2 separate regions of the Mus musculus genome follow, and region 1 is linked to region 2. A link is a loop called in an ENCODE intact Hi-C map of the cell type or tissue named here. Cell type or tissue: left cerebral cortex. All regions are shown on one strand. Links, peaks and the distances in the headings refer to the core of each region. The heading gives the core; the rest is flanking DNA.

Region 1 (15,494 bases), core at 8,392-10,891, 180 kb after region 2:
CATCTACAAGCGCTAATAGCTCCCCCTGCTACAGACATCAAGCAAACCATGCAGACAAACGGTTACTTTAGGCTCCATTAAAGCCTCTAAGCCAAATGCTTTTTAACTCTAAAACAATCTACAAGTATAGAAAGGAAAAAATACGCTTAAGGCTTTGGATACTATTCTAAGTGGGTCAGGAAATGGTGTACAATTGCTTTAAAACTCAGTGCTATGCTTAGTTCCATGCTATCTTAGAAAAACAGCAAGGACTGGGAAAGGGCAGGAAATGACGTCATCCTTCGAGCAAACTCAGTGCACAAACTGATTTCAATTAAAGTGGCTCATGCCAAGGCCCGATTTCCATTCCCACACGAGCAACAAAGCCGCTTAGCTACTCTGCAATTTCAAACAAAAAAAGGAAAGAGTGACCAGTGGCTTGCACAGTGGCTTCCCAGTTACTTGTTCAAATTGAAAGTCAGGGCAAAATCTCCTTTCCAGGAAGAACAACTCTGTGTACACTGAAACGTGACAGATCAAAAGCCTCCCTTGATACAGCTTTCATTTCCTTAAACCCCCTCTTTCCAGTTGAAACTTCTCCAGGTTAAAAATATTCTTTCTCCTTTATAAAAAACAAAACCACCCTGTGAGACTTGGAAGGCCAAAAGTCATTGTGAGCCCAGTGGTCACGCTGCCCAGTGGGCCTTGGGGTTATCAGCAGAATGGAGGCCTCCATCACTGCTTTCATAGATGGGTCCTAGAGCTTAAGGAAAAAGTGTTCCTTTAAAAGTGGGAGCAAGCCTGGTATGTGGTTTGTCTGTACAAACACTCAGCACTGGGTAGACTGAGGCTGGCGTGTGGAAGTGTTGGCATACATTCAAGGCTAGCCTGGGCTACAGAGTAAATTCCCATAATCTACAGACTGAGACTTCATCTCAAAAGTTATTTTAGAAGGTGGGTGCAAACCTAGTATCTCTGACAAGGCTTTGCCTTTGCCGCCTAATCTGGAAATTGTTTAGAGGGACCAGACTATGAGTTCTACTCACACTCATAGGATGCAGTATCCATCAATGGATGTGCTAAAAAACCCATGTCAAGACACATGCCTAAACTCAACCCGTATTGAGATTTTACCAGAAACAGAATACTAAGAGAGTCTAAGCAGTCATTGTGCAAGTTGAAGCTGACCTGTGCAGTCAGACCCCTAATGAAAAAGTCCCATTAAAGATGGCCAGAGAACCTCTGATCATTTCACACCAGGATCCACAACCTAGAAGTAACAGACACGGCCCACATTTACCTGCAGCCACAAAAGGTCCCAAATAAGTATTGTATTCATTTCAGAATCGGTCCCTTCAATCACTCAACAAGCACCCACTGAAAATCTTCCATTGAGAAGGTCGCAGGAAGAGCTCAAAGCCTGTCTTTAGAAAGTGCGGTACAAACTCATTAAAATGACTAACTAGAAAGGAATGGCATGCATGCAGCACAGGAAGGGAAAGATGCAGGGCCAACATTTGGATCTCAACATCTCAACCATCACCCTCTAGGCAGGCTCAGCCCCCAGAGAGAGCATTAGGAAATTTTCAAATAAGCAACTGAATGTGTGCTTTAATTTCAGCACTGGGAAAAGCCCAAACAGAAAAATGAAATAGGCAGACCAAACTCTAGCCTCTACACCTGAGACAACAATCCACTGAGGTGGCCTGAGTCACTGCAAGACACAGACAGTTTTCATTTGGACCGATAATTCCCTTAGGTGCATAAACATCTGTGGGTGTCTACAGACTCACACAGCTTAAAACAAGGCCAGAGCACCTCCAAAACATAAAAGTCACCTGAGCTGTTCAGAAAAGTTTAGGTGAAGTATCATCTGCCATAAGTTTCCGTAAAGTCTGTGTAGAGAGAAAACTAATTCAACAAGTGTAAAGGATGAGTCTGGACAGCCTTTGGGTGCTCCTCCCTGTCAGTGTAAACACTACAGATCCCTAAAATGTGTTTTCTAGAGCCAAGCCTTTCAGAGAAGCTATGGTACAAGTATCTCTTCCTCTGCGCCCTCTCACAATCCTGGCACATGGTTGTACCACACTCTTAACCTTCCTTGGTCTTCCTACGGTCTCAGATCTATGCTGGAAGTAGAAGTGTCCCTAGACACAACTGGAATCGAATTAAACAGAAAACGACAAAGCTTGAAAAGGGCGGGTTCCCGTGAGATAGGAGTGCTCCTCCATTTGATATGCAGATTTAATATAATTCCTATCAAAATATGCTAAGGCTGTGAAGGAATAGGTGTGGTCAGCCCGAGCTTGTTATGGACAGGTGAAGGATTACCGAAAGGATTCGGAAAGAAAGACCAAAGCAAGAGTATGGATTTATTTTATCACATGTGTGACAGTGGAGAAGGGACAGATCAATGGCATAGCAGAGAGCTCAGACTCACAAAAGCACACCCAAGAGACTGTTGACAAACCACAAAAGTAAATCTTGTCAGTCAGATTCCTATCTCTATGTCAACCACTTGACTAATCGACCTGCAGAGAGACAGGGGTCATGCTGGCTCATACCTTTGGAGACTCCATTTTACAGTTTCAGCCCCATTGTCTTGTGCCTACAAGGAGCACACACTGGCAGGAGTGTGTGGCAGGGTAAGATGACTCACCTCGGGGAAAGGCCACAAAGGACAATTCCTTCCAGGACATCCAACAACCTGAGGAACCTTCCCTGGGGAACACTCATCGCTCCCACCATCTCCTCAACCTTTATGAGACAAACCATGGCAAAACTAAATGCTTAAAGACAGAATTTTGGTTTCTTCTGAAGCAACTGGACACCCATAGGTAACAGCTGACCCTAACCCCAACCTCATTCTTAACACAAAATGTATCTCCATGGAAACCACAGATGTTGATGTAAAACTATAAACAGTTAGAGACAAGTTAGAGAGGAATCTCTGTGATCAAAGACTATGCAACACATTCTGGGGCTGGATGCCAGAAGCATGAATGAGCAGAGGAAGGGCTGATAAGCTACAGTGCACTGGCTTTAAAATCCTGCTTGGTGGAAGAGCCTACTGATTCGGAAAAAGCAAACCATGGAGAAAGGCTTGCTCGGAAATGTCTGCAGATCACAGGTCAGACAGAGCTAGGATAATAGGGTAAGTAGCTGTCCACTGCAGGTGCCACCATTCCCGTGCTTAGGATTCAGGACTGAACAGAGATGGAGAAAGTGAGGAGTGCAATGGCATGCATGCATTGCATTCATGCTTTCTACTCTTCACTGTACATGGGATGTGACTTCCTGCTTCAAGATCCTGCCACGCTGACCTACCTTCAGTGATGAACTCTAGCCTGAGACTGTGAGCGAGATAATTCCTTTCTCTGGGGTATTTTTATTACAGCAGTGGGGAAATAACTGAGACAGTCCCTTCCAAGGAGGACCAGGAGACTGTTTACTCTGCTGTCATGTGGAAATATACAGAGAGCGACAGCTATGAATATGTACCCTTATATGAAAACTTCCAGGGCCCTGATTACAACTCCCAGTTTCTAAAACCATAAAATAAAGTTCCATGATATTTAGTTATGGCAGCCTGAAACATTTTTCTTTTTTAAGATAATTTTTTAAATTGTACTTATGTGTATGGGCATGGGTGCCTAAGGAGCCCAGAAGGTTTCAAATTACCTGGAGCTGGACTTACTGACAGCTGTGAGGCACCTGGCAAGAGCATCAGGGAAAAGAACCTGGGTCCTGCTGCGGAGCAGCCAGAGTCCCAACCACTAAGCCAGCCCTCTAAATCACCTTTCTTTCTTCCTTCCTTCCCTTTCTTCCTCTCTCTGTCCCTCCCTCCCTCCCTCTCTTCCCTCCTCCCTCCCTTCCTCCCTTCCTTCCTTCCTTTTTAAAAAATTTTATGAGTATTATGCCTGTATCACAGAAGCCAAAAGATGGTGCCAGAGCCCATGGATCAAGAATTACAGGTGGTTGTGAGTTACTGTTATAGATGCTGAAAACTGAACTTGGGTCCTCTGCAAGAAGAACAAATGTTCTTAACTGCTATACCATCTCTCCAGCCCCCTGAAACAGTTCTTTATCCTAGTATTGCAAGCTAATATGAATTTGCAAATGTATGTGTACATACATATTTAAGGAGGGTTGTAAACTCATTTAATAAACATGGTAGGACTTTATAAGAAGTAGGATTGCTCAGGATCCAACCCTGGACTCAGAAACTTAAATAGGGTCCTAACCAGAACTGGAATTAAAATCCAGAAGGAAAACAAACAAAGAAAAACCCCAGCTCTCGTTTTGTCTAATATTTCTTCAACTTGTGAGCCTAAGTGGCCAGTGGCCAGAGTCCTGCTAGGTCTAAGGGAAGCTGAATCCTTCTGGTCCCATGAGAATCGCCGGCTGGGGATTAAAACTTGTGGAGAGATGTCTTCCCGTTTAGGATTCATGGGCCATTCAAGTCAAACACCACCTGCAAGAACAGCTTCCTTCCAGCCTTTCCTCCATCAGACCAGAACAATAAGAGGTCAGAGATCCACAACCCTTCATCCCCCATCACATAATAATTAGAGTTTCTTTTTCCATAGGACGGAGTAGTAAAAATGATGGAAATCAGACCTGCCCAACCTGAAGCCTGCAGGCTGCAAGTGCCCCAGGGTTGCTGTAGATGACAGTGTTCTGTCACAAGACCAAAAGGTTAGATACCCTGGGAACTGGGCCCTTTTAGAAGAACAGGTATTTGAATGACAATATCTCATTGATGGATGTTATCCCATTAGCATTAGCAGGAGAGTTATCAAATGATCCATATGCACAGACAACTTTTACAGGATGACCACGCCTCTCTAACACAACACAACTAATCCATAAACATCATTTCCAAAAACCAGAAAGGGATTTTGGCTATCTTCAGCTACACTTAATTTTTTTAAATATTGCCAACTTTAATTTTTTTTCATGCTCTTAAGACAATGTTAATTCTAAGAGAGTTCAAGCCAATAATTTTTAAGACTCCATATACCTCAAAGATCTTGAGGAAGTAGTAGTCTTTCTACACACTATTCTGATCTACACTTGGCTCTGGGGCTTTGCCCAAAGTCCAGGCACCCAGACAGATCCAAACTTTCTAGGAAGCACCACCCATAACACCCAGACTCAAATCTCTAGCTTACATCTGGCCTAGGGCCTTACTGATATACTTCTTCCAACCTCATGACTAGCTTGAAGCATACCAGGACCATCTCTAGCCTTGTTAAAATCCTGTCCACATCCCATGGTTTTTCCTCACAGACATCTTCAGCACTCACATTGTCACTGGATTAACTTTCTATCTGGACACTCAGCTGTGACTTTCTTCCCTTAAGGTGACCATTAGATAAGAGAGGCCAGTCTAAGAGGATGGTTTTATCCCCGTTTTGATAACTTTGCTCTTTCCCATACTGAGGCTGTCTCTCCTCAGTGGCAGTCTGGGGTCTTTGGGGTACACATAGAGATGCCCTGCATGTTCCTGAAATGGCCAGTTGACTTGGTTGTCTCTTTCTGTTCCTCCAGTTTGGGTGCCTTTGATGGGTAGAGTCAGCTCACGCACACACACACACACACACACACACACACACACACACACGTAAAACCAGGCTAAAATCAAGTACGAGTATGCCATGCTCAGTGTGTGGAGTTAAGATTCCTAGGTCACGGGGGAATTTTTATCCTGATCTACAACCAGCTTTATTTAGTATTAGGCCAGCTCTACTTGGGTTCCACAGAAGCAGACTCTGAGACAATTTCAGCAAAGGTAGTTTGCTTGGGAGTGATTCCAGGAAGCGAACTATGGGCTGAGGCTGGGTTCTGGTCAGGAATTTTAGGAAGTAGTGCAGAACAAATCTCAGAGCTATCCAAACTCTAGCCCAGAAGCCCCAGAGCTGCTCCATCTGTCACCAATGGAAAGTTGCTTCTGTGTCCACTGAGCTGGCCACACCCCTCACTTCCTCTACTCTGGATCATCCCTGGACAGAAAAATGTTGACCAAGCTTTCAAGCCGACTTCATGTGCTCCCCTATGAACGCCAAGGGACATGAGTGGACACTAAGAAGATCTGCTGTACCAGACAATTCACTGGAGCCAGCCACTGGGCTCATAACAGCCACAACTCAATGTGAGGCCTCTCAGCAGACAGGGAATCTTGACACACTGCAGTCTCTCCTGGCACCAGACAAAAAAAGAACACACTTGCACCACACCAGTGACTCTGAAAATCCCATCCAACATAGAATAGCAGTAAGGGTGTGCACTTTCTCCTCCAGAAACTAGAAGGGAAATAGGAATACACATTTGTTTTGCCTTGGCAACAGTTGAAATTTTGAGGACTGTTTATACACACATGAACTTTAACTTTTTAAACAACTAAGAAAGGACTAGCCTCCCGGTCCCCACATGTCCCCCTTTTCAATACTTTGGATACCACACTTAAAGATAAAAGAAACAGTAAAACCAGAAGGGTGGCTCTCTAGCATGAACTGTGGATGTTTGTGTGGCCAGACAGAATAAACAGCATGCTTATATCATGTCTGTATGTCTGTATGTCCATATGTCACTGAGTCTCGTGGTTTCCTTGTAGAAAGGCAAATGTCTTGAGTTTCAAATAAGTTTGTCATTGAATCAGTTTTATTTTTCGGTAGCACAAAAAAAGGGGGGGATTCATTTTCTGGAACCAAAAAACCGTTCATTCTATGACCATTTCTGTGAACACTTTTCTCCAGTGCTTCTATTAAAGATACAGAGATGAACGGGGGCTGTGTGACATTGAAGGTGATAATCTTTATGCTCTTCCTAGTAACTATACCCCATAGGCAATTTTCATATAAAGAGTAAAGAAGTGGGAGGCTAGATCCAGGAATGCCTGTCCAAGAATTCCAGGCAAAGTGAAAAAGGCAGATGTTCTAGTCAGAGGGAAATGTATTGCAGGCAAAGAAAAAAACCTAACAGCAAATTTAGGGGAAAATAGGGCATAACCACATAAAATAATATTGTCTATAATGACATGTTAGACTCACTGGATCTGGAGCCACAGGAAGGAGATATCTGACCAGACGGGCAAGTGCACATATTTGGCCTCGAGCAGAATCCATCCCCACAGGAATGCCGGCAAATGGCTGCAAATCAAATCAGAAGTCTGTCAGCATAGAGTTCCTCAGCACACAACTAGGCATAGGGTCCAAGGCTCAGATGAGGGCCCAGGGCCCACTGCCCCTCCTGTATTCATGTACAAAGCAAGTCTACCAGAGTAAAGAAACTAGTTTGAAATCAGTAACTCCCTTATTGATATTGGTATTTCTTTCCCTTTCTCTTATTCAACAGAACCCATTCGCTCAGTGTCCCTGGACAGGCTATGAAGAGAAAACCAAATAAATAAAAATCTCATGAGAACTCTGTTCTTATATTAATTTATAATTTAATAATGGAAATCTTATAACCGTATTCTTGGCATATGATTTTATTATAAACATTTAATTGTCGGTCCGCTCCAAATTATACTGGCAGCCTGAGGGGAGAATCCGGAATCCACCACTGTGAATTGATTCTACAAGTCAAGGAGACACTCACACTACCAGTGTCACCCAGAGCCAAGTGTTCTGCTAGTGTCCTCTAGAGCAAATTAAATGGCAGACAAGCTGTAGTTCTCAGCAAACTAAGACTCGCTCACTACTTGTTAGACTCTGTGGTCCTTTACCCAAACTCCTTGAGAGCCTGTAAGAGGCAAACATGATGAAAAGGGCTAAAATAATAAACAGGGTAAATACACAACTGAAACATGGTAAATGGTTTCATAGATATGACAAACTGTTCCCAGATGAGAGATCATAGAATCACAGCAACATTTATTTTGATGCCTAGTGAAAATTTTCCAGAGAATTCCAAAGAACTAGGAGGAAAGGACTCTACTGCCAAGCTCCTTTACAAAACCCTGAATCCCACCATCCCTACCCCACTAGTAAATTTTTTTCTTTATTCTTGGTGTGTGGACATGCATGTGATTAAACAAGATCTCTCTGTATAGTCCTGGCTGGCATGGACAGACGAGGCTATCCTCAAACTCACAGAGATCCAACCTTCTCTGCCTCCCAAGTGCTAGGATTAAAGTGCATAACACCTTGCCTGGGTTTTTATAGAGACATGGTCTCACTAAGTAGCCCAAGCTGACCTCAAGCTCTTGATCCTCCTGCCTCAGCTCCTGGAGTTCTGAGATGGTGGTGTGTACTGACATAGCCAGTCGTGACTTTGACCATTAAAATAAGTCACTGCCTTTGCTCTTTGTCCAAGAGTTAGACCTGCCCTTTCCCTCAAGTTTAATGTAGGTGGTTTGAGGAGGCCCAGGCACATTACAGCCAAACAGGGAGAAATTAAAACGAGGAAGTGAGCAATGAGAAGCCCTTGTTCAAAATCCCATTAGCATGATTACAGTCGTCTATGCAGCCAGGAGCAGCACGTGCAAACAGCACACAACTGTAATCAAAGAGTCCCCATGGCTCCATTCTGTAGATTTAGAAATGTTCTAAAGGAAATCCCTGATTAAAGAAGGGCAGTGCTTTGGAAAGTTATTGTGTTCCCCAAATGGGATTCAGAAAAAATAGGAAACTCTTATCTCCAGAAGGCTGAGCTGTAAACACATTCATAGTATTCAGTAGCAAGTATGCAACGAAAGCCACGATAGCATTTGAGTGAGTGACAGGTTATCCATTTACTTACGAACAATACACTGATTTCCACCAGGTAAGGTTTTCCATCCAGGACAACAGTATGCATTATAACGTGATCCACAGACATTGGGTCTGAAACAAAACACAGAATTCCATACTTTGAAAAATAAGAAATAAGCAAATATGAGAGAGAGAGAGAGAGAGAGAGAGAGAGAGAGAGAGAGAGAGAGAGAGAGAACCCTCTAAGTGATCAAGCAAACCCCAGCAGACAGAGAACACTAAAATATAGAAGCCTGATCAAGTTGGGTAGTTTAGGACATTTGGAACATTGAACATATTGGCATGGTAGGAACCCCTTAACACCAACATGTACACAGTACACCAGGAAATGAAAACTGGGAGATGCCAAAAAGATACCTGCCATTTCAAATGCTCGGGTGCCAAAATCCATGGAGCGATGTGTACAGGTCTAAATTAAGCCAACTTCTTACCAACCCAGATCAGAAAGGTCACATTGAAATCTGTTACAAAGTTTTCAATGTCTACTCTCAGAAATGACGTTTTCCCCCTCTCTGGCCCAGATCACCTCCCAACTATTACCACATTCTTCCTTCACAAAAATTACAGGAATTCAAACTCTACCATCAGTCTGAAAAAAAATAAGGGCCAAACATGTAAATATTTCTTTAGCAAAAGCTTGGAAACAGTCAATACCAGAAATCCCTAGAAAAATAAAAGCAGTGTCACTTTGGCGTTACTGTTTACAGACAACTTGTCACATGTCTTGGGGTAAAGACTCCGTTCAGAATCCAGAAAGTGGGTCTTTAAGAGTTCCTGGGGAGAGCTGGGTGAAGGTGTGGCTATACCTGTATCTGAAAGGCAAGGCGGAACACCAACAGAAAAGCACTCAGCTCTTCAGCGTGCGTGTCCTGAAGCCTAAACATTGATGCTAGTTGCCAACAAGAGCTAATCAGAAGGTTTGTGTTCTGAGTGCTCACATCTAAACTCCTGACCCGAGGCTCAGAGAACATCACGAGAGAGGGGGGTGGAAAGAATGTGAGAGCCAGAAAATGGGGAGCAGAGCTGTGAACTGCTGTCTTCTGGACATAGCATGGCTGTTACACTCATGAGCACACTGCAGCTATGGTTACCCACACAAGATCAAGCCAGCCAAAATTCCAGAATGGATGGGGGAGGGATGGTGAGACTATCCATCCCTAGCTCCGGAACTTTGGGCAGTTGATGACTGAGGAGGAGGAAGTCCCAGCCCCTCACCCATGCCCACATGGGCAGCAGTAATTGGACTCAGTAAGTTATTAGCTAAAAAGGAAGAAAAGGCAACTAATGAAGTCGGGGCAGAGACATTTTGGGGGAAGTTTGGGAGGAGCTGGAGGGAAGTAGCAGTGGGCATAATATGAAAGTCTCAAAGATTAAAAAGTATTATTTTTTAAAAGGTCACATGTTTTACAGTCAATTTTTATAAAACAGAAGACATTCCAAAGCTTTCTAGTATAAATACCACAGTCCCTCAAGAATAAATCAACTGCACAGCTAACATGTATTTCTGAGCTGGATACATCCTACGTCTACATGCAAAGGCCGCCTGCTTGTACGCTGTCCCTCTCTCTTCTCCCTCTTGCAGGCAGGGACTCAGGTAAAATCTGTTCCTGTCCTTCACCTTGCTTATAGTTCCAGAAGTTCTGGAACAATCTACAGCGTACAATGCACCCTCAATGTTAGGGTCAGGGGAGAGAATTGGGCTGGCAGCAGCCTTGAACTTCATACTCAGCAGCAGGAAAACTGAGGGTCTAGAGCCAGGTTTCCTCGGCCTCTTTGGACTTCATTGATTTCAGCTTGCATTGTGATAATACGATGTTTGCCTTCTCTACAGTCGGTGAGAGAGAATGTGGCCATGCAAGCATGTGTGCTTGTGTGTGTGTCTGTGCGTGTGTGTGTGTGTGTGTGTGTGTGTGTGTGTGTGTGCATTCATATCCATACAATAATGGACATTCATGCTTTGCTTGTAAGAAGGAGAACGGGAGAACCAAAGAGCAGCAGCATCCAGATGGAGTCATCTCACCTACTCATTTTCTGCAGGAAGAGACAAAAGTGTACTAAAAATATATCTGAGACGTGGCTCAGCAATTGAGCACTTTCTGCTCTTCCAGAGGACTTGGGCTCCGTTCCCATCACCAACCTGACTCACAACCATCTGTAGTTCCAATCCTGGGATGGAGGAGACTGTCACATACCCTCCTCTGGCTTCCACGAGAATCAGCCAACCCACTCATACAATTAAAGCTTGGGGGGGGGGAATAATTTAACTGCACAGATCTTGTCATTTTATCCCTCATGTGACAAAGTCTCATCCAAAACTTCAGAATGCAGAACATCCTGGGCAAGCAAAAGCTTGGACACAGATGTATAGAAAAATAGAATATAGGGGTATAGGGAGGAGGGTGCTCAAACCTAAAGTCTATCGGTTTTCAATAACAAGCCAGCCAAAGTCAATAGCTCCAATCCTTCCCCACCAATGGCCCATTACAACAGCTCCACTGGATCCAGCCCAGCCCCCACACCAAATCCTAGGAATGCCTCACAAGGCCCCTGAGCCTTTGCAGGGTGCCCAGTAAAAGCCAGAACTCTGTGACATAAATGAATGCACGTATGGAGTGGCATTGCATATAACAAGGTGAAACGGCCTATGGAAAAAGTCCAGAGTCCGTTGTTTCTATCCTCCAAAGCAAGATACGCAAAAGGTTCTTCCCAAGGTATTGAAAAGTTATAATACTATGAACATTATTGTTTTTCTATTTATAGAATCATTCCATTACCAAAAGCATAGAAGGCTGAAGAATTTATCACAGTTACAAAACAGGAAGTTAGTGTTCTAAGTGTCTGCAGTGTAAAAGTCACAGCACAGAGCTGGGGAGAGGCTGAGAGGGTAAGAGAGCTTTCGATGCCCATGGATGAAGAGCGCAAATTTACATAAAAAATGGATATAACCGCACGTGCCCCATGACTCCAGCACTGTGGCACACACAGACAGGAGATCTAGAGGGCTTGCCAGTCACCAACATAGTTCTCCATTCAGTGAGAGATCCTGTCTCAAAAGATCAACAGTGAATGTGACACTTGATGTACCCCTCTGGCCATCACACACAGGCTCACAGATAAATACACCACAGACAAGTTAGTGTAATAAATAATCAGATAATAATGGCACAGTCAGCATGAATTTAGAAACAAGTTGGAAAAAAGGGGGTTGGAAATCAATAAGACAACTGATTCAAGAACTACGGGTGCTAAGAATATTACATAGAATTTCAAAACAACCGACAAATAAAAGTTATGCTCTTGGGGGCTAGCCTGGTTTAATATTAAGTTCCAGATCAGCCAGGGCTACACAGTGAGACCCCGCCCTCCACCAAATAAAAACCAAACCACCCCACTAAAGAAATGAAGCAGAAGGAGACAAGGTATTCATCTCTCAATGGGCTAAACACATATTTCCTAGGAAACAGACGGCTATTGAGTGGGGACATAGTGGCATGGGTGTAGCAGATGCCACTACAGACACAAGCATGCGAACTGAAAACAGACTGTGCGTCAGGCCAGCAGTGGGGAGATGGTTTGCTTCGCCGCCACTTTCTGCCCTTACAACCCTGCTCATACTTTCACAGGTAAACACTTGGCTCATAACCTGGTCCTCACCTTTAACCCAAGGCATCAGTATTAAAGTGTGAATGCTTTCACCTAGCAACAGAATGCTCTGCTTGAATAGAAGGAAACAGACAACCCTGTTCCTTTCTCCACACTCCCCGGAGCACCGAGCACCGCACCACTTTACCATGCCTCCTTTAAGATCTGCAGAATGGAGTGTGATTGGCTTAATTCACATTTTTGACTTTTATTTTACACTTTTATCTTTTGCGGGGAGGGGGGGGTGTTTGAGATAGTCTTTCTTTGTGTAGCCCTGGCCATCCTGTAGACTATTGTAGACTAGGATGGCCTTAAACTCAGAGATCCACCTGCCTCTGACTCCTAACTGCTGTATTTGAAGGTATGCACCACCACCGCCCAGCCATTAATTTTATCTTTTATAATAAATAACATACTTTGAAATTTTCAGTTGTTTCAACCCACACCATCCGATGGTAGTTCTGACTCTCCTTTGTATAGCTCCACAGAAAGTGGTAGAGATTTACAATGTCTTTCCTGAGATTCCAATCTTGAGAATTGTGAGCTAATAGAAATTTCTTAAACAAGCTGAGCAGAATTTGTTCTACTTGCACACACACACACCCCAAAAAAGGCTCTAATCTAGGAACAAATGAATGTCTTGTTTTAGTTGGAAGGCAGTAAGGCGTGAGAGAGTCTAAGGAGACACATGGGGCTGTTTTCATTATAGAGGATATTACTCTAAGGTTTCAGTACAAACAGCATTTACAAAGAAGATAATTCTTTAATTAAGTTACTCCTGTGTAAATGAGAGTATAGCACGCACATGACTTTCTCTTTCTTTTTAATCATCCTCTCTGTTGACGCACTGCTCCTTAAAGGTCATATAGCTAAGTGTTCTGTGGAGATAGCAGCAGCCCTTAGCAAATTAAGACGAATTAAAATTCAGAGGAAACAGAATTTTCCACTAACCGCTAGGATTCCATTCTTATGTTTTATTTTCAGAGCAACTCTTGGAGGTGATTATTGCGGTCATTATCTTTTACTCTGAGGATATTAGGGCCTTAGGAAGGTTAAACCAACTACCAAAGTCCCATAGCTTAGCAATATGTCATGGATGAATCTGAACTCAGGAAATCTGCATCTGAGTCTATCCTCTGAACCAATAAACTTTAGGGCACAGAGGTATTCAGAAAGGAAGATGGTATTTCACTCAATGGCACGTGTGGTGACATAGATAATCAAAATCACAACATGTCTACCAATAGACTAGAGGTAAGGGATAAATTATGTTTTGCCTGCATTCTAACAGTCCATGGAATAAGAGGAGAATGTGCATGGTCTACCTCCCCATTGTGATACTTTTGTTTTTAATAGTTAGGTGGGACTTCATCTGCAACTTCTCCTACCAAACTCCATCACCCTGGGGATAGTGAGCCTTAACAGGCTTGCTGTTGGAGCCAGTTCAGACACAGCACTTGGAGGCTGTGTGGGCTAACTAAAGCCTCTCTCAGTAGAGCAAACAGCTGGGCTCTACCACATCTGACCACATCATTGCAGAAATTGGCCTCTGTGAAAGATGTCTGCAGATGTCTACATTCCTTTAGCCAGAGCCCACTTCTGCAAGCTTGGCCTGTCCAACAGCAAGATAGCCTTTCTGCTTTTTCTCCTAAGTGAAAAGCCTTTTCCAAATAGGGTTGGTGTTATAAAAACAAAGTCAGAGGGCTTTTATTTCATATAAGAGTTTCCCAGTCTACTCAGCAATTAAATACTTTAACTTAAGGTTTGGGCAAATGAGGCTGACCTTGTGCCCCAAGTTACAGGCTTTTTTTTTAACCTCTAAGAGAGAAGTTATAATGGAACCCACCAAGTATAAACACTGAAATCTGAAGAGGAAATCTGAACTGTCATGTAACAAAGAGTACCCAAGGATTCATGTGACATGGCTAAGGACATATCTTAATATCACACCATTCCAGAGTTAGAGCCTTTCCTAGATTGTGGAAAGTAGTAGCAGTACCCAAAGTGGTTCTACCTATAGTCAACTACATAGCATGGTTGCATGTGTTCTTTGACAAACTTCTACTTACCAAGATGAAAAGAAAAAGAAAATTCAATGCACACTTCCTGGTGAAGCACAAAATACATCTCAGCCTGCTTCTCACATCCCAACCTTTGTTATTTTAGCACCTTTATTCTGATCCCCTCAGCGGAAGGCAGAGGTCGAGTCCTCAGTGATGTGAATACCACATGTAAGTGTTCCAGCCCATCTGCCAGTCACAACAATGTGACTAATGGAAGCCGCTTCCGTGACCGCCTCAGGCCTCCGCCAGACACTCTGGATCAGAGACGGATTTCTGGCTTGACTGAGCTGACACTACCCAGGAAATAGACGATCCTGACTCTCTACTTTGAAGGTACAAACCAACCAACCTTTCTAATTTACTTCGAGGACTTTTTCTTGACAAAATCACCAAAAATATTATTCTAAGACAACCTAAATATAATCAGAAATCAGAAAGAATATTTCACACTCTGATTTCCAAAATCTTTGTTCCCTACTTGCTTTCCCTGGCAATGGTCAACTACTGATTTCAGTGTCTTCTCTTCCCAAACTGTGGGCTGATACCTCTTTCTCCTTCCTTCTTTCTCTCCCTTCCATCTCTGCCTCTTGCCTCCTTCTTTTTGACCCCACCCATTTCTTCTCTCCTTAGTGGCCATTTTCAGGACTTTAGAAGACAATGTTTTGTTAGCACCTTGAACTAACACTAACTGAATCCCCAATCACACAGCTCAGCTTGTACAGCCAGCAACTTCAGTACCATATGAGCATCAGATACGGGATCGATTAGCCATCTTACCCCAAATCACAAAGCCACTCAACAAGTAGAACCAGCTCAGTGCTTTCTTCCACCAAAACCCTTCCAGGCTAATCTTGACCAAAACCATGAAAGAATTCTAATTAAGGGGCCATCTATAAAACACCTGATCAACCTCGGCACTACATCAATCATTAAAGACAAGATAAAGTTGAAAATTTCTCCAGGGCCTAAAGTGACCACACTGACTAAATGCAATGTGTAATGTGGTAGGTGTCCTGCAATGGGGGTAAGGGCATGAAAGGATGATTAGGCAAAA
Region 2 (15,494 bases), core at 6,180-8,679:
AAGTCTTGTCAATGATCAATGGAGAGCATTGAGAATGGTGGGCGGGGCTTCCTGTTTCTTCCAGTAGGTGTGAGGTCTGTATGTCTGTGTGTCTGTGTGGGTGGACAGCAGATGGAACCTGGAGACATTGTTTCCTGGGATGTTGTAGCACAGACTTTGGCTTCATCTAGGAATTCATGATGCCTGCAAATGACCCTGGAGCAGTCAGCCCACAAGAACACAGGAAGCAGCAGGCCAGAAAGAGGTCTGTCCCCTGTTGGTGTCTGCAGCCCTGAGGCTTGATCTTGGGACCACCCGAGAGAGGCACAGAACACATCCAAAAAGGATGGTCTCGATGTGGTGGAAAACAGAAAGGTATAGAAAAGCCCCTCAATGCTGGGTTTGTGTGGTTAGGAAAACACCCAGTTCTGACAAATTAAGATCCCATTAATCCTTTCTGACAGCTTTGGCTTTCTTTTCCAGGGTTCAGCTCACCATGTAGACACAACTCCACCAGTCTGTGACCCCTTTCTGTCAGTGTCTGGGGGGGGTGGATGTTTTCAAATATCTCCATTTCCAGGCCCCAAAAGTTTCACCGTTTATGTTCAACTTAATTCTCCCCAAGCGAGTATTTTAGGGTGAAGAGGAACCGGATCTCTTCATAGCTCTGCAACTCCCAGCACAGCTGCAAGGACTAGGTCAGGTGGGGATGGAAGTCAGGCAGGAAGTGCTGAGTGAGGACGCCCTGCCAAATGCCCCACCTCTGCGCTACTTAACCTTGAACCCGAGTTCTTGTCTGGATTGGAGAAATACTGAGAAGCCTTGGTGACTTCTAGCTGACACTGTAACCAATCCCAGGGGTCAAAGAAGAATCCAGGGTGCTGAATACTTTTTTGAAATATGAATAGTCACAGGGGTCAAAAATAATAATGGCTAATGAGCCAGCATGAATCACAACTTACCTGCTAGCACTGGATTCAACTGGCAGAGAGGATACACCTTCCACTTGCCAACAATCGAGTGGCCCTTCCATGCATGTGCAAGGGTTGAGGGTGCAAACAGCTCACTCTCTAAAAGGATGGCATGCCTTTTTTTTTTTTTTTTAAAGAAAAAGAAATTGGATTCATTAGCAGTTAGTTGAAATAACAGATTTGGCAGTGTTGCCAGGTCCTGAGGTGTCAAATGTCCCAAACACATGCCTATGAGGATGTGTGTCTGAAAGTCAATCTTTCTAGTGGTATTGATCTCCTACCCTTTAAAAACAATGTCCTTAAGCCAGTGAATAACCGTGTTTCTAATATGTCTCTAAAAACTACAGTTGAAGTTCGAATAAAGTCCATGGTTGTGGACAAAGCTGACCTGTTATTTGAAAATCCCAGCTGTTTATAGGTATGGACATATTTATATTATCAACCCAATTATCCTTTTTTTTTTTTTTTGGCCCATCTCATTTACAAGCATGATTTCTGAAGTGAAACAGTATTTGTAATGGCAGCATCCAAAGCAATTTTGGCTGAGTAAAGTACAATTTGTTGCACAAAAATGTAGCTGTTTATGCAAGTTTAAAACACTTCACAAGGGCAGCTGAGTTCACTTGAATGCTACTTACAGAATAATTATTGGCAAATGAAATGGGCTGTGGGGGAGATGGGGTATTTTCAAGCTTCTGCATGGTTTAAAGCGCAAACTCTTTGACTATCACAAGTAAAATGGAAAGGTATAGGACAATTGAAAGGTGCAGGTCGAAAGCCCGGGAGAGGAAGGGGTTTCACAAGAGAATATTTACAGTGGAACAATGAGGCAAACGTTGTGTTACCGTCAGAAACATGGAAAATATGCTGTTCAACACTGCTGGCTCTGGGATAAATAAAATCCAGATTTAGACTATTAGAAATATCAAAGTGGTCTATCATGTGCCAACTCCATTTTCTTCTGTTGTTTGTCATAAAGACAGTCTATTATTGAATGAACTATAGCTCTGGTTATATTATCAAAGGCGGTTTCCTTATGAAATCCACAGTTTGCCAGATGTGGTCAATCCTTCCCTAGCACTTCCATCACTAGGTGAGAGGTGCAGCATTGAAGGAGACTCTGGGGTGTATTTCAACCTCCAGCTTAAGACACCAATTCCTCGCATCCTTGCCTCATCTCTGCTGAGCAACAACTGTGGCCAACATTCTTCTGGCTGGCAAAACCAGAGATTAAAAAACAAACCCAGAAATCAAAACCCAGACAAACCAACCAACAAACAAAAACAAGAGACTCTTTAGGGTATCCACAGGCATTAAATGGATACCGGTGCCCTGTCTAACCTAGCTGAACTCAGCAGACTGCAAGGAAGCCCATCCTCACCATAGGTAGCCTTCTCATTAAGGAGGTATGTGTTAAACTGAGCCTTACAGCACTTGACACTAGTTGTGTCTTCTGGGAAAGCATCGCTCATAGCCTACTCCACTGGCTCTAGCATACAGCTCCCATGGCTTTGAGAGGACTTTCCCATGTCTTGGAAAATTCCACTCTCGACCTCCCTTCATGTAACAAAATTAATTCATCTTATTTTCACTACCACAGTTTTGCTGGCCTGGGGGAGTTGTTTTTTTTTTTTTTTTTTTTTTTTTCTTCTATTAACTAAATGAGCTTAACAGTTAAATATTGAATGTTGCATTTAAAATAAACCACCATTTTTCAAGTTAGGACATTTGAAAACCAAGAGATGCAACATTCAGTTGGATTCAATTCAATCAGCTCTCTGTAATTAGTCTAGCACTGACCAACAACAGATGTTCAGGGGAAAGGATGGAACACCTTGCCAATGCTGTGTACGTGAGGGGAAGGAGCATGAAGTTCAGCTCGAAGAGAATGACTGGATTTTATATCTGGGAGTTCTTAAATCTGGGAGTTTAAAAGCCCCAGGACTAACTAGGTCACATTTTAGAAATGATGCTGTAATCTAAGTGTTTTCCTAGGAAAGTCAGATAACAAACATCAGCAATCGGTACCACCGTGAAGGGACTAACTGAAGATGTGATTTCTTCTCCTGGTGCTTACATCACACATACACAGAAGCCACAGATAACAAAGCAGGGATACTTTAAACCCAGGAGACTTTATTTCACCTCCAGAAAGGCCCCTCCAGCCTTAATCCACACAAGAACATAAAACCAAGGTGTAAACTAAAATGGGGAGGGAGGGGAGGATCACTTTATTGTGACATCATGACATTAACCCCTTGTTGACAGGAATGACTGAGAGTGATTTTGGCGTATTGCACATGCTGTGTGATGGAGGATGCGGTGGTGATCCTCTGGTGGCTGAGGCTGCTTCCTTGTCCTCCCCAACCTCAGTGCACAAGTGGGCCAGTCTCAGAGAATCCACTACCATTTGGTGTAGATGTTTAACAAGTCTTTGGTCTTAATAAGCACCATTACAAACCCTCACATTAAGGGCTTTATTATTGTAGTTTATAAATGTTTCAATGATAAAAATAGCACGTTACAGTGTACACACACTTAATTTACATGTACTGCACCATACTCATAAGTGAGATAAGCTACTGAACTAACTTTGGTTGATTGAAATGAAGTATTTGAACTGAGTACTTGGCAATTTGGTTCCTAACTCGTGTCTTTATTACAGTGCATCAATAAATCTATTTTGAGAATTTACTAGCACCAAACAGACAACAGAAACCTACTGCTTGCACTCGGAGAAGCAAAGTTTCAAGATCTGAAGACCAACGCGGAACAGTCCATCAGATGGAAGCGCGTTCCTGTGCGGAGGCTGGGAAGATAGCCCATCGGCGTGAATGGCCAACCTCAGCGGATATTCATGTCCCAGTTTTCAGGAATCAATACGCATGACAGGGTAGCTGAGCTACTCACGAGAAGCCTGAGAAAGTGGTTGGTTGAACTAGGATCATCACTGTACCTGGGTGTTGCCATTCAAGAGTGGTGCTCATTTATACAGATCGACTCGGTGAACAATTGTACCATGATGTGAAGGTTCTGGCTTGGGGAAAATATAATTCTACCTGCCTAAGGTTGCTTTTTCATTTAATTATTTGGTCTCTGGATGGTGAATTAATGCAGCAAGATCTGAATTTTCATCTTCAGGTTATCGCCCAGTTCACCACTGAGGTAGTCTTTGTCATATCTGTCTTCTAACTGGTTAAGTTCTTTCTTTTTATAAAGTGGGGTGCTGCTGATTTGTAAGGAGTAGGTCCCAGCCACCGGCTTCTTCTTCGTGAAGTGGAGGTAGCTGACCCCTTCTTTCTGGTTGATTTTAAAGAAGCCATCTTCATTTCCAGATTCAATCAAGTATCTGTTGTGGTTCATCAGAGTTGTGAGGGCCGGCAGGAGCTCTAGGATTCGGACCTTGTTATTGACATGGGAAATATTGAAAGCAAAGCTAGCCGGCTTCTCCACATCCCAGCTGGCGAGGCTCACGTTGGCTTCCATCTCAGACCCGTCCTAGAAAGACACATGGAAATGGGTTAAATCCCACTAAGTATTCTCATGCTAAAGAAAAAGCCACTCAAGTCTCAAGCCAAACACAGTTTTCTGCTCATGCAGTATGTTAAACTGAAAAGGCAAAGCTAGTAGGCACTTTGCCTAAGCCACAGATGTATTCTCAAAAATATAAATAGATGGCAGGAAGCCAGGTTGTACTGGAGCAGAGTCTCTCAGTAGGTCTCAAAGTGTGGTCCCTGAACCAGCAGCCTGGCATGCCTGGAAACCATTAGACATGCAAATTCCTGTCACCTCCCAGACCCCTGGGATTAGAATTCCTGGGGCTTTTCCCAGCACACCATTCTAACAAGCCTACCAGGTGACTCAGACGCAGTGATTTTTTTTTTTAAAGCTTGCTTCATAGGTTTGTTTTCTTTTCAAAGACTTATCTCCTTTCCCAAACCACAGCAGGTGGGTTGTAGGACGAATACTCAGACTCAGAACACGGCTAATTCAAGTTTGTTCACTGACGGGAAACCAACTCTTCTAAAGGACACACCTATGGACACACATCCCTGCTGTGATGAGCTGCTAACATCTCACTGAGCTTTCTGCTTGCCTCTTTGGGACCACGTGGACTAGATGCTCCCAGCCTGGAGCCAGAGATCTGGGTGAATGAATGCATTCCTGACTTTACATAGCATCCTATGTTCCTGTCAGTCAAGTCCTTCTCCCGCCACCACGCCTTATGGCTCTTTCCTTTCTACACCTTGGCCTCCGCGTGGGGAACACCACATGTGCATGCCATTCTGCCCACTTGCTATCCTTGACTTCAGACCTTGTCCTGTCTGCAGACACCGGGTAGGCGTTTGACTTTCTTCTTGGTGAGACGGAGGAAATGAGCAAGAGCATGAAACCTGTCAAACTGCCGCTCTCAAGAGGCAGCCAAAATAAATAAATACAATAAAACAAACCCCAAACCCCATGGCCTCTTGTAAAATACTGCTAAAGCCAGGAGAATGACTGGGCTTTCTGTCTGGGGAGACTGTTCACTCTTGGAGGTGTCCTTGGAGGAAAGCATAGAAGCCTCAGGGCCCTTAGGTATCTGCAGACAAGGAGACCCTGATATACCTGGATGTCGGAGGCATCCGTTTCGTTCGTGCTTCTCCGTTTCCGGCCTCGTTTTGGGTAGCCGTTGATCTTACACTCATAGCAGGCCTCTGGGGACAGTGAGTTGTCGTCCATCTCGCTGCTGGCAGGTGGCTCTGGGCCGCCTCGGCCCATGCCCATTCCAGAAACACAATGCCTACCACAGAAAGGAGCACAAGGCAGCTTCGGTCAGATCCAGCAGCTCTGATGTTCAGCCTCCCTACTGATAACAGACTGCCCACTGGACAGTCATCTGCTTCTAACAGTCACACCAGTGCCCAGGTATTTAGCTTCTGATACCCAGTGCCCTGAGTACAGTTCTTTCTCTCAACATACCACTTTGCATACTTCTTTGTCCCTTCATCTCCCAGCCAAACATCTGCAGTGCTCATGCAGGGAGGGGACAGACATACTGAAAACTGAAGACCAAAGATGAGTGAGATCATGTGACTTAGTAGGTCCTCTTTTTTATGAATCTTTTTTATGAATCTCTTTTATGAACCTGGGAGTACGGAAGGTCCCCCACCAGCTGTCCCTCTAGGAGTCAGCAGTGAGTGGGCAGGTGGCCCATATCTGGGACCTCTTTCTTGGACAACATATTTCTTCCTCTGCTGTGGCCTTGATTTTTATGTTTTAATTTTTAAGATCTGCATATAGGATGTCAGCTAGCATTATGGCATAGTTGGGCACAGTATGTTTTGGTGACTTTCTTTCTGTGTCTTCCACCCTCCTGCTGCCACCTCTGTTCCCGCCACCCCTCCACCCCAGTCTTCTCTTTTTTATATCCTGATGTTGTTTTTTATGTTCTGTGTCCATAGCCTAACCATTGCCTTCTCCATCACTTCTGCCCCCTGCTGGCTCAAGTGTGGAGTGCTCTTCCTCAGGTCCTTAAGGCTCACTTCACTCCAATGCTGCCATCATCCCTCCCTAATCCCTGTTCTCAGCAATCACTTCGATTTGACAGTTTACTCTGGCTGATGATACTGAGGTAGGAAGGGAAGTCCACGCAGTGTCTGTGGGTTGATATGGGTCCATGCTGTGAAGATGTACAACACATTCTTATAGACAGCATGGGTCAGAGGAGAGCTTGCCCAACTGTGGGAAACAGTTTAACTTCAAGTCGTTTCAAACCACTAAGGCCACTGGAGTTGACTCATCTGAAGGCAGATAAACAAACCCAAGCCCTAGAGAGACCTAATCCTTGTTCCTTTGCTTTGCAGTTGTCGGAGCCAAGCTATGGAATGAGCCCCACACAGTATCTGATTTGTTTTTGTTAGACTTCCTTTCTAAACGTGTTGGGAACCTAGAGATTATCCTAAAACAGCTCTTATTTTGCGGGGGGGGGGGGGGGGGTGCACCCAAGTGACATCACAGGGAGGCCAAAGCTGTTATAAAAGGGTGGATTTCTACCACAAAATGTGCACCAAACTTATGATAGTTGACTTTTAAGGGTGGATTTCTACCACAAAATGTGCACCAAACTTATGATAGTTGACTTTTCTATGAGAGTTGACTTGTCTGCCACAGCTCCTTCCTATATTTGTCCATAGGATTCAAAATACAACACCAAGGAACCGCCTATCTCTTGTGTCTTGCTGTACTTCAGAGCTTGTTTCTAGTTCCTGGGGTCTTCTAAGTGCACACATTTGTGTCCCTCTTCACCTAGCAGCATGGAACATGAATGAACAAGGAAATGATGGGGGACGGGAAATGCTGTACGATGGCTCCAGGAAATAAGCCCAAATCTGCAGGCTTGGCTCCCTTCTCAGAACTCTTCTCCAGTATTTTCTTGTCCCAGGAGCACCATTTATAAGAAATGTGGCTACAAAATCCCACTGGCATGAAGCCAGTTTGGAGTGTCACATTTTTTTTTTTTTCTGGGAAAAATGGTTCTGGCATTAAACTGTAAAAAAAAATACTGAGTCAGTTGAGAGCCAGACAGACATCTGGGAATTTGGGCCCTACCGCTGGCATTCCAAGAGCTTCCCACATAGAATTCTTCTACCTTGAAGTTTATACAGACTGGAATAAGTGTCTGAAAGCCAGTGTGTCATAGACTTCAGGACCTCTGAGTTCATATTTGGGATAAGTGTGTATGTGATTGTGTGTGTGTGTGTATGATGGGTAGGGGCAGAGAAAAACAGAGAGACAAAGAAAGACAGATAGAGTTCTAATTAAGAGAGACTTCTAATTAATTAATATTCATGAACTAGGTTGAGCGTGGTGATGCATGCCTATAACCCTAGCACCTGAGAGGCAGAGGCAGGCAGATCTCTGTAAATTCAAGGCCAGTCTGGTCTACAAAGTGAATCCAGGACAGCCAGGGCTCTGTTACACAGAGAAACCCTGTCTCAAAAACAAAATCAAGAACAAAGTTTCATAAATTAGATATACACTCAAGTCATTAGGGAAGAACTTGGCTTTAAAAACTTATTAAAATTTTAAGCCATTGATAAAAACAGTGTTCCTTTTCTGCCTCAACTCTCATAAACATATTCATATTCACATCATTCATAAAATTTTCTACTTGGAAAATACAGCTGATTATTCTAACTCACATTTAGTGTGCTTTTTAAAAATTATTTCTAATGTAAATTCAAGAGCAAAGGACAAAAGATGCCTTAAAAACGGTAAGAAACACCCAGCAAGTTATCCATAACCTGATGGGAGCCAGGAAAGAAAGCATCCTAAGTGGAGAGAGCCCAGCCTGCTCCATGGGAGCCATCAGCTGTGTAGAGTACACCCAGCTCTGCGTGGGCTGATCCTGAGGAGGATTCTTGGAGAAACCAATTAGCTCTCAGCAAGATGTGAAGGATATGAGACAGAAGCTGTTCAGTGAGATATGAACCATGTGGCTGCACTATGTTGTTGGGTGTTCTAGGAGTTTCTAGAAATCTGGATACGCCTTTACAGATGCTCCTTTCAAATGGTTTCAAAGCTAACTGGAATGAACCTGAGGATTATAGAAAGCGCAGTTCTCTAGTAGGGTATATATATATATATATATATATATACATATATATATATATATATATATATATATATGCCTGCCTCTGCCTCCCAAGTGGTGCTGGGATTATACATATGCATACACATACACATATACGTGTGTGTGTGTAATATATTTACAGAGTCATTAACTGAGGGCAGGAAGAATAATACTTACCCTTGGCCTATCCGGAAGTATCCTGGTGGACAGCCACACAGGTAGCCACCCTCAGTATTAGAGCAACCGTAACTGCAGGGGGCCTGGGATGAGCCACACTCATTGATGTCTTGGCAGCCTCCACTGAACTGTTCGTACTGGAAGCCGGTGGGACACATGCACTTGTAACTCCCCAGGGTGTTGTGGCAGGAGGCTCCTCCACAGACATGTGCACTCAGGCACTCGTTTTCATCTGCAGAGAAAACAAGACAACGTTACATGTATGATACTTGCCATAGAATTCTAAGGAGGAATTTAGGTCATGTTCCTCATGACTGACAAGCTGGCCTATAGGTATGTAAGTAGGCTCTCAGAAAAGAAAGCAGGCAGGGTGGCCAGTTTGGAGAGTACAGGAGAGAGGCAGGGAAGGCAGGTAGCCTCTTTCCATGCTGACTAAATATTGTACAAGAGTTTAGATGCTCCCAGCAAAATACCCAGGATGGCACTAAGAGGAGCCTCAGACTCCAGTTCTCACTAAAAGCCAGTGCTAGTATGTTTTGCTCCATAGGAGTCAGAACCACAGTTATAGTTTGGAGTTCAGAGGGGGTTGGAAGAGACTGGACAGTTATCAGTATGCTTGGGTCACAAGTGCCCTCAGGATGGATATCCCCAAAGCAGAGACCCACAACCCCAGAGGCTCCTCTTGGGCTTGAATGTGCAGGTCTAAGGATGGTTGCTATCCTACAGGGGAGTCCACCCCATTTATCTGCCCCAATTATACTTCCTTTTCAAAACCTCTGCAAGGGCCTGCAGGTGCCCAGTCTTAGGCTAAGTCATACCTCCTGGTATGTCTGTTTTCTCTCTGAATGCCTATCCAAACCAGCTGTGGCTCCAGTGTCTGAGCCATGACTAAAGCCTATGTGGCTGGGAGAGATTCCATGCACTCATTTCAGGCAGTAACATGGGGCAGGGTTTGCACTCATTTAAACAAACCTTCCTACTGTCCTGTGAGCATTAGGAGGCTTCTCCAAGCTTGTGAGATGAGCAGCAGCTGCCTCTATGCACCGAACTGATTCACCAGCCCACCAATACTTACTTACATTGGTGTATATTCGTTGTTCACAGTGATGAGTCTAAGTAAGACGTTGTCACCCAAGTGTGCTGTGTACTTTGACCATATTTCCCCTCCTGTACGCTCCTCTTCTCTGCCTCCATTCCCTTTCTTTCCCCAGACAATCTCCCTTCTATGTTCATGCCATGCATTTGCAGTTAGTAAATAGGTGGGGAAAGTGGAAGGCCTAGGAGTTTTGCTGATAAATTCAAATACTTTGTGTCATTTGTGTGTGTGTGTGTAGTGTTATTTGTGGATATAAATCCTTCTCTCTTTCCCTCCCCTTCCATCCAGCCATTAGCCTGGCTTTGTCTATTTGAAGATTCTCTAAATCCAAAGACCTCAAGTCTGCATTCAAGGTCCCTTAGGTTACAGGGATCCTAAACTAGAAAAATCAAAGATACAATCAATCAATGTCTACATTCTTTTCTCTATTTTAAATAAGGAATGAAGTACGTTATAGATACCATTTTTGATTATGGTAGGGCCAAATGGGTCCCAATCCAGCTGAAAGTTGAAATCTGCTATTTGCTTCTAGAAAGGAATGGTGTTAATGGCCCCTGACCTCTAACTCAACCACCAGGAAAGTGAACCTTCGACAAGCTAAGAGTGGGCACACAGGTGAGGCTGGTCCAAGAGATCGGCTCTGTATAGCACCACACTGGCGGAACCGTTTCAGTCCATGACAGTGCTCACTCTAGATAACTTTATTTCTTGAGCCTTCTGAGCCCTGTTTGGGATTGGGGGCAACAGGAACCCCGAACCTTAATTGCCTTATTCTGACCTGGCCACGATCCTCCTGAAACCAAAGTAAATCTTCAAGGAACTTGATATCATAGAGCGATCCCCAGTGTGCGCTGATGACAAACAGTGCAGCAGAAGAGGAAGATATAATGGCGTCAAGGAGTCTAAGGGCATCTCATCCCCATTACGTCCAAAAGTCACTTACTCTATCACATGCTGTTAGATTATCACTTCCCTTTGGTTTCAAGTGGGAGAGAGAAACTTTCAGGGGGCTGTTGTTGGCTCAGTAACTTTACATCAGAAGGAAGTTCAGGCTCTGCGAGGGGCCAGCAACCAGGCTGCTTTTAAGGACGAGGAGCTACTTGCCTACACACTGGTTCCATTGGTAGTGCTGGAGGTAGCCCTGGGGGCAGCTACACCTATAGCCTCCGATGATGTTCTGGCAGCCATGTTGACAGCGGTGGTTACCCTCACACTCGTCCACATCTGTAAAAGAAGCAGAGGCTCCTGTGAGTCCCACAGCAGCTGCCTCTCAGGCTCTCTGAAGCCTCAACCTGTGACGCTCAAAGGCGATTCTAGAAGTAAACCCTTCTCCTAAAAATGTATCCTATCAAAACATCAAGAATATCTACACCAATATCCAGAGATTTCCCAGAAAGTCTACAGATAAAAATGTCGTAAGTCACAGAATGCTGTGGAATAACTCTGGAAACTATCTGTGTTTATTGGTACTGGAATTAGAAACTGAGGACTATCAATAAGGACGTAAAAATCTTAAGAATTAAAATTTGAACATGAATTATACGTTTGTGGAAGAATTATTCCCTGCATGTACTGTCCATGTTGGGGGAATCTAAGGGCTCTGGCCCCAAATGTCAGACATTGAGGCTGAGTTACTCCTACTAAGTTAAATTGTTAACCTAAACAAAACAATCTTCATCTACGTAGAAGAGGTGTGAGTTGTTGGTACAGCAAGTACATTTCTGAGACATGGGGCCCATGCAAACAGCCTGGACGTTAGTTGAATGGTTTCCTTGCTTAGAGATGTTTTCGTCTCCTTCATTCTTGCCTCTTTGTTTGCCTAATTATTATTTACATTTGGCTGACCTCCAACTTGTGGCAATCCTCCTGCCTCTGCCTCTCAAGTGCTCAGATTACAGATGTAGGCCAGCACACCCAGAAAAGATATTAGTTCCTGTAACTCACAGAAGTTGACAGCCACATACGCTATCTCTACAAGGAGCTTCTAGCTGGATCCAGCTGAGGGCTATACCTACCTTCACAGCTGGCACCACTCTGATCGAGTGAGAACCCCCGTTGGCATTCACAGGTGAAGCTTCCTGGAGTGTTCTGGCAAACACCCTTGGACCCACACAGGTTGATATCAGACGTGCACTCATTGTTATCTGGGAGAAGCAGTGGGAGAAAAGAGGAGAGTGATGCACCCCCAACGCTTGAAAGGAAGGGAGAAGGTTGACCCAGAGAAGTCCAAAATAGGGTCAATAACTTCCTATCGTGTGTGCACGGTCCAACACGTGCACCCCCATACGCTGAACATGGTGTAGTGTTATCCGGCAGCAGAGGGGTTAGAAAAGAGTCTCTAACCAGAACCGGAACATCTATGTCCCATACACGGCTTTCCTTCCTACTTACCAATGCAGGCAGTGTGATGCTGGGTAAACCCAGGAGGGCATTTGCATGTGAAGCCACCGATGGTGTTAACACACAGGAACTGACAGTTATGCTGCTTGGTTGCACACTCGTCAAGATCTGTAAGAAAGTGCAAGATGGAGTTCAAGTTGCTGAACAGGCCTGGGTAGGAAGCTTCACCGGGCCAGCCCAGAAGTCACAGCAAGGCGCTGGCAAGAAGGCAGGTGGTGGGCTGAGAAAGAAGGAGGAAGTGGCTCTGCGGGACCCAAGGCCTAGCAGTTCCTCTTAGCTAAAGAAATGTAGGGATTTGTCAACGAATCGATTTGAAAGATATTCTAAATGTTTAAACGAATTGTAAAACGAAGTAAAAACTCATTCTGAAATTCTCCCTAGCACTGAAAGATCTAAGTGAAGATATCAAAAGAGATGTCAAGTCTGAAAATCTCCTTGTTCCCTTAATTCAGTTGATCTAAACCTGTGGGGTGAGAACCCTTTCACAGAGGTCACCTAAACACAGATGAAAACACAGATGTTTACATTATGATTCTTAACAGTAACAAAACTGCAGTTATGAAGTGGCACCAAAATAATGTTATGGTTGGGGGTCACCCAACATGAGGAACCGTATTACAGGAAGGCTGAGGAAGGCTAGGTAAAGGGAAAAGAAGACCGAGAACCACCGCCTTCATTCTTTTCTGTTGCATCTAGAACAAACTTAAGTGAGGCCATCAGTTGGACTTCTTTGGTTAGTAGTTTCTCTTTGAATGAAATAAAATTGAACAACTCAGAAAGACAAAAATCAATCAATCAATCTACCTAGTTGATTTTGATGAACCAAACAAAAACAAAAACAAAAACAACCCCCCCCCCAAAATCCTTTCCTATACTATAGACCCAAAGTTATTTTTCATCTCAGCACAGTCTCCCACCTTAACAGAGTCTGTATTCGCAGCCTTAGCTTCCGGACTCACTTTTAATAAAGACATATTAAGAGCTACCAAGTAAGTTGGACTTGAAGGATGGTGTCTAAACGCCTGGAAATTCAAGAGTGCTTTATCACAGACTCAGCCCCTGCACAGAGGCACAAGTGGTGTGAGATTTGCTAGTGGCAGCCTCTGCTCCCCAGAGGCCTTCCTGCCTGGGAGGTCACCTGTCCTAACCAGAGAGGATGTCCCTGTGCTCATCCTCAGATGGAGACCTTCTTGAGCTCTCTACTGCTGAGAGGCCAACTTCTCTCCCCTGCGGCTGGTGGGAAAACAGTGCTGTGGTCCTTCAGAGTTGTCCAGTCCACTAATAGGAACCTTTCAGCCGCAACTGGCTGTTCTCAGCCTCAAGAACATCTTCTCCTATCTCCTTCCACCCATTTCCTTTGATATTATAATCAAATAACATACCCAAATTGTACAAATTAATGGGAGTGGGTTTCACTGCGTTATAGCCATAATTGCATGACTCTTACCATGATCTCTTCTCTTCTCTGCCCACACCCTTTCTCCAGTGGGGGGGAAGGTACTGGTCCCACACCCCTCCCAGAGCCTCTCTTCTACCTGTTTTCGTCTCAGAGTGAGCGGGACATGTATGTGAACATTTCCACATGTCAGGCATAGACAAACTTGGACTTCATGAGAGTAAGCAGAGAGAGGGCATGTGAAGTAAAGACTCTGAGTCTAACAGCCTGGTCACCGTCTTCATCAGCGTAGATGATGCTACTTGCAAGCAATCCTAGGTCAGGAAAGGGTCACTAGGCCTTCACCTGAAACTCCAGTCATTCTCACCTATGCCTCCTCCTGCTCAAGTTGCATGTTGATTCCAGAGTGACAGAGAGTGGGCAGGGTTCACTGAGGTGGGCGGTGATTACAGATGTGTATCTTTGGGGAAGCCATTGCCTACGCTGAGGTGAGCATCTGCAGTGGCCCACTGCCACAGATTACAAAAATGTAAATTTGTTTCCTTACAAATTGCACACAGAAGAGATGTTTCCCCTGAACATGTTTCTTTGCTTACATGAGTTACCTCTTGCCAAGTCCTTACACTTGCCAGAGTTCACAGGGATCCCAGGTGAAGCTCACTTTTTAAGCTCATGGGCAGATGTTGGTATCAGGGACTTCTTCCCCAGCTACAGGATGATCTAGGACCTAGGGCCAGGTCGGCATAGAAGAACCTCTGACGGTCTTATCTAGTAAGATGTTTAAGGCTGAATCTATACTGAGCAGATTTGACAAAAGCTAGTTTCTAGTCGAGGAGAGAGTTCTGCCCAGTTTGAATGTTTCTCGATTCCACAACTCCTTCTGTTAAGTTCTTAGAGGGCATGGTGGCTTTATTTTGCAAACCCAAAATATAGATAGATAGATAGATAGATAGATAGATAGATAGACTAGTTTAATTAATCAGACACGCCTCTAAGATCATGGTATGAAGACCTCCTAGACCACACTGTTGTTGAAGAGAGAGTGAATAAATGAAGAAATGGAATTGGGGAATTAACTGGGAATTAGCCTCAGCAGAGCCTTGGAGAGTTGGTACCAATGAGCCCTTCATGGGTGTTATCCATGGATGCCCATGGGGTATCAAGCAAGGATGGTTGCTACTACTAGCCTTAAGTGGCCTCCCCGGGCTCAGGGTTATCCTCAGGGACCCACCCTCTGCACAGGCAGGAAGCCCAGGGAGCAGGTCTTGCAGTTTGTCTCCTGATTATTCCCAGGCATAACCAGAGGCAGGTGAGTGGATTAAGCCAATGACCCCCTACCTTTGCAGCTCCTTCCATCCTCTTGCAGAATGTAGCCCTTCGGGCAGGAACACTGGTAACTCCCTTCTGTGTTTTTGCATATAAAATTGCAGGGTTTGGGAGCCTGGTTGCATTCATTCAGATCTGTGATTAAAGAAAGATAGTATAGACGTCCATTTGTAAGACTTTCTGAATGTTCCATATCTATACCTACAAACTCTGTGAAGTATTTGATGATTGCCTCATACTTTTTTTTAAAATTGAAAGTAGAGATGCATTTTAGATTTTTAGTGTGGGGTTTTCTCTCCCATAACCTGAAATTTCTACTCAGGAATAAAGCATTAGAAACGAAGTACCTACCTACACAGGCGGTCCCTGTTATATCCGGAGTGTAGCCAGTTTTACAGATGCAGTGATAGGACCCTCTGTCGTTGACACACTCCCCATTTCGGCAAACATCATGAATAACCTTGCACTCATCAATATCTAGGATAGATATAAATCACAATAATAAGTACATTAAAACATACAATGGGCAACATT

What was found. Hi-C counts contacts between places; a loop is a spot of excess contacts. Peaks named below come from ENCODE experiments on the same cell type or tissue, not always from the same donor. Only the 100,000 strongest peaks of a DNase experiment are listed, where the experiment ranks them.
Region 1: it touches region 2 in a loop (12-fold over the local background); 2 of 42 quality-filtered maps call a loop at or near these places.

The regions. Positions count from the first base shown.
Region 1 is chr2:125,470,466-125,485,959 of GRCm38, forward strand. Fbn1 (fibrillin 1) reads right to left here. Exons shown (of 66, transcript NM_007993.2): 3 at 8,725-8,807; 4 at 7,032-7,130. Among named protein-coding and RNA genes, the nearest start is that of Fbn1, 28 kb to the right of the region's middle. In left cerebral cortex, for the core only: no CTCF peak of the experiment used is centred there; DNase peaks (open chromatin) are centred at 9,799 and 10,844.
Region 2 is chr2:125,297,528-125,313,021 of GRCm38, forward strand. It overlaps Fbn1 (fibrillin 1), which reads right to left. Exons shown (of 66, transcript NM_007993.2): 59 at 15,312-15,437; 60 at 14,973-15,095; 61 at 12,230-12,346; 62 at 11,854-11,982; 63 at 10,943-11,062; 64 at 8,743-8,974; 65 at 5,559-5,733; 66 at 3,067-4,448. The coding sequence ends at 4,059. Among named protein-coding and RNA genes, the nearest start is that of Dut, 58 kb to the left of the region's middle. In left cerebral cortex, for the core only: a CTCF peak has its summit at 6,445 (motif pointing left); DNase peaks (open chromatin) are centred at 6,398, 7,412 and 8,342.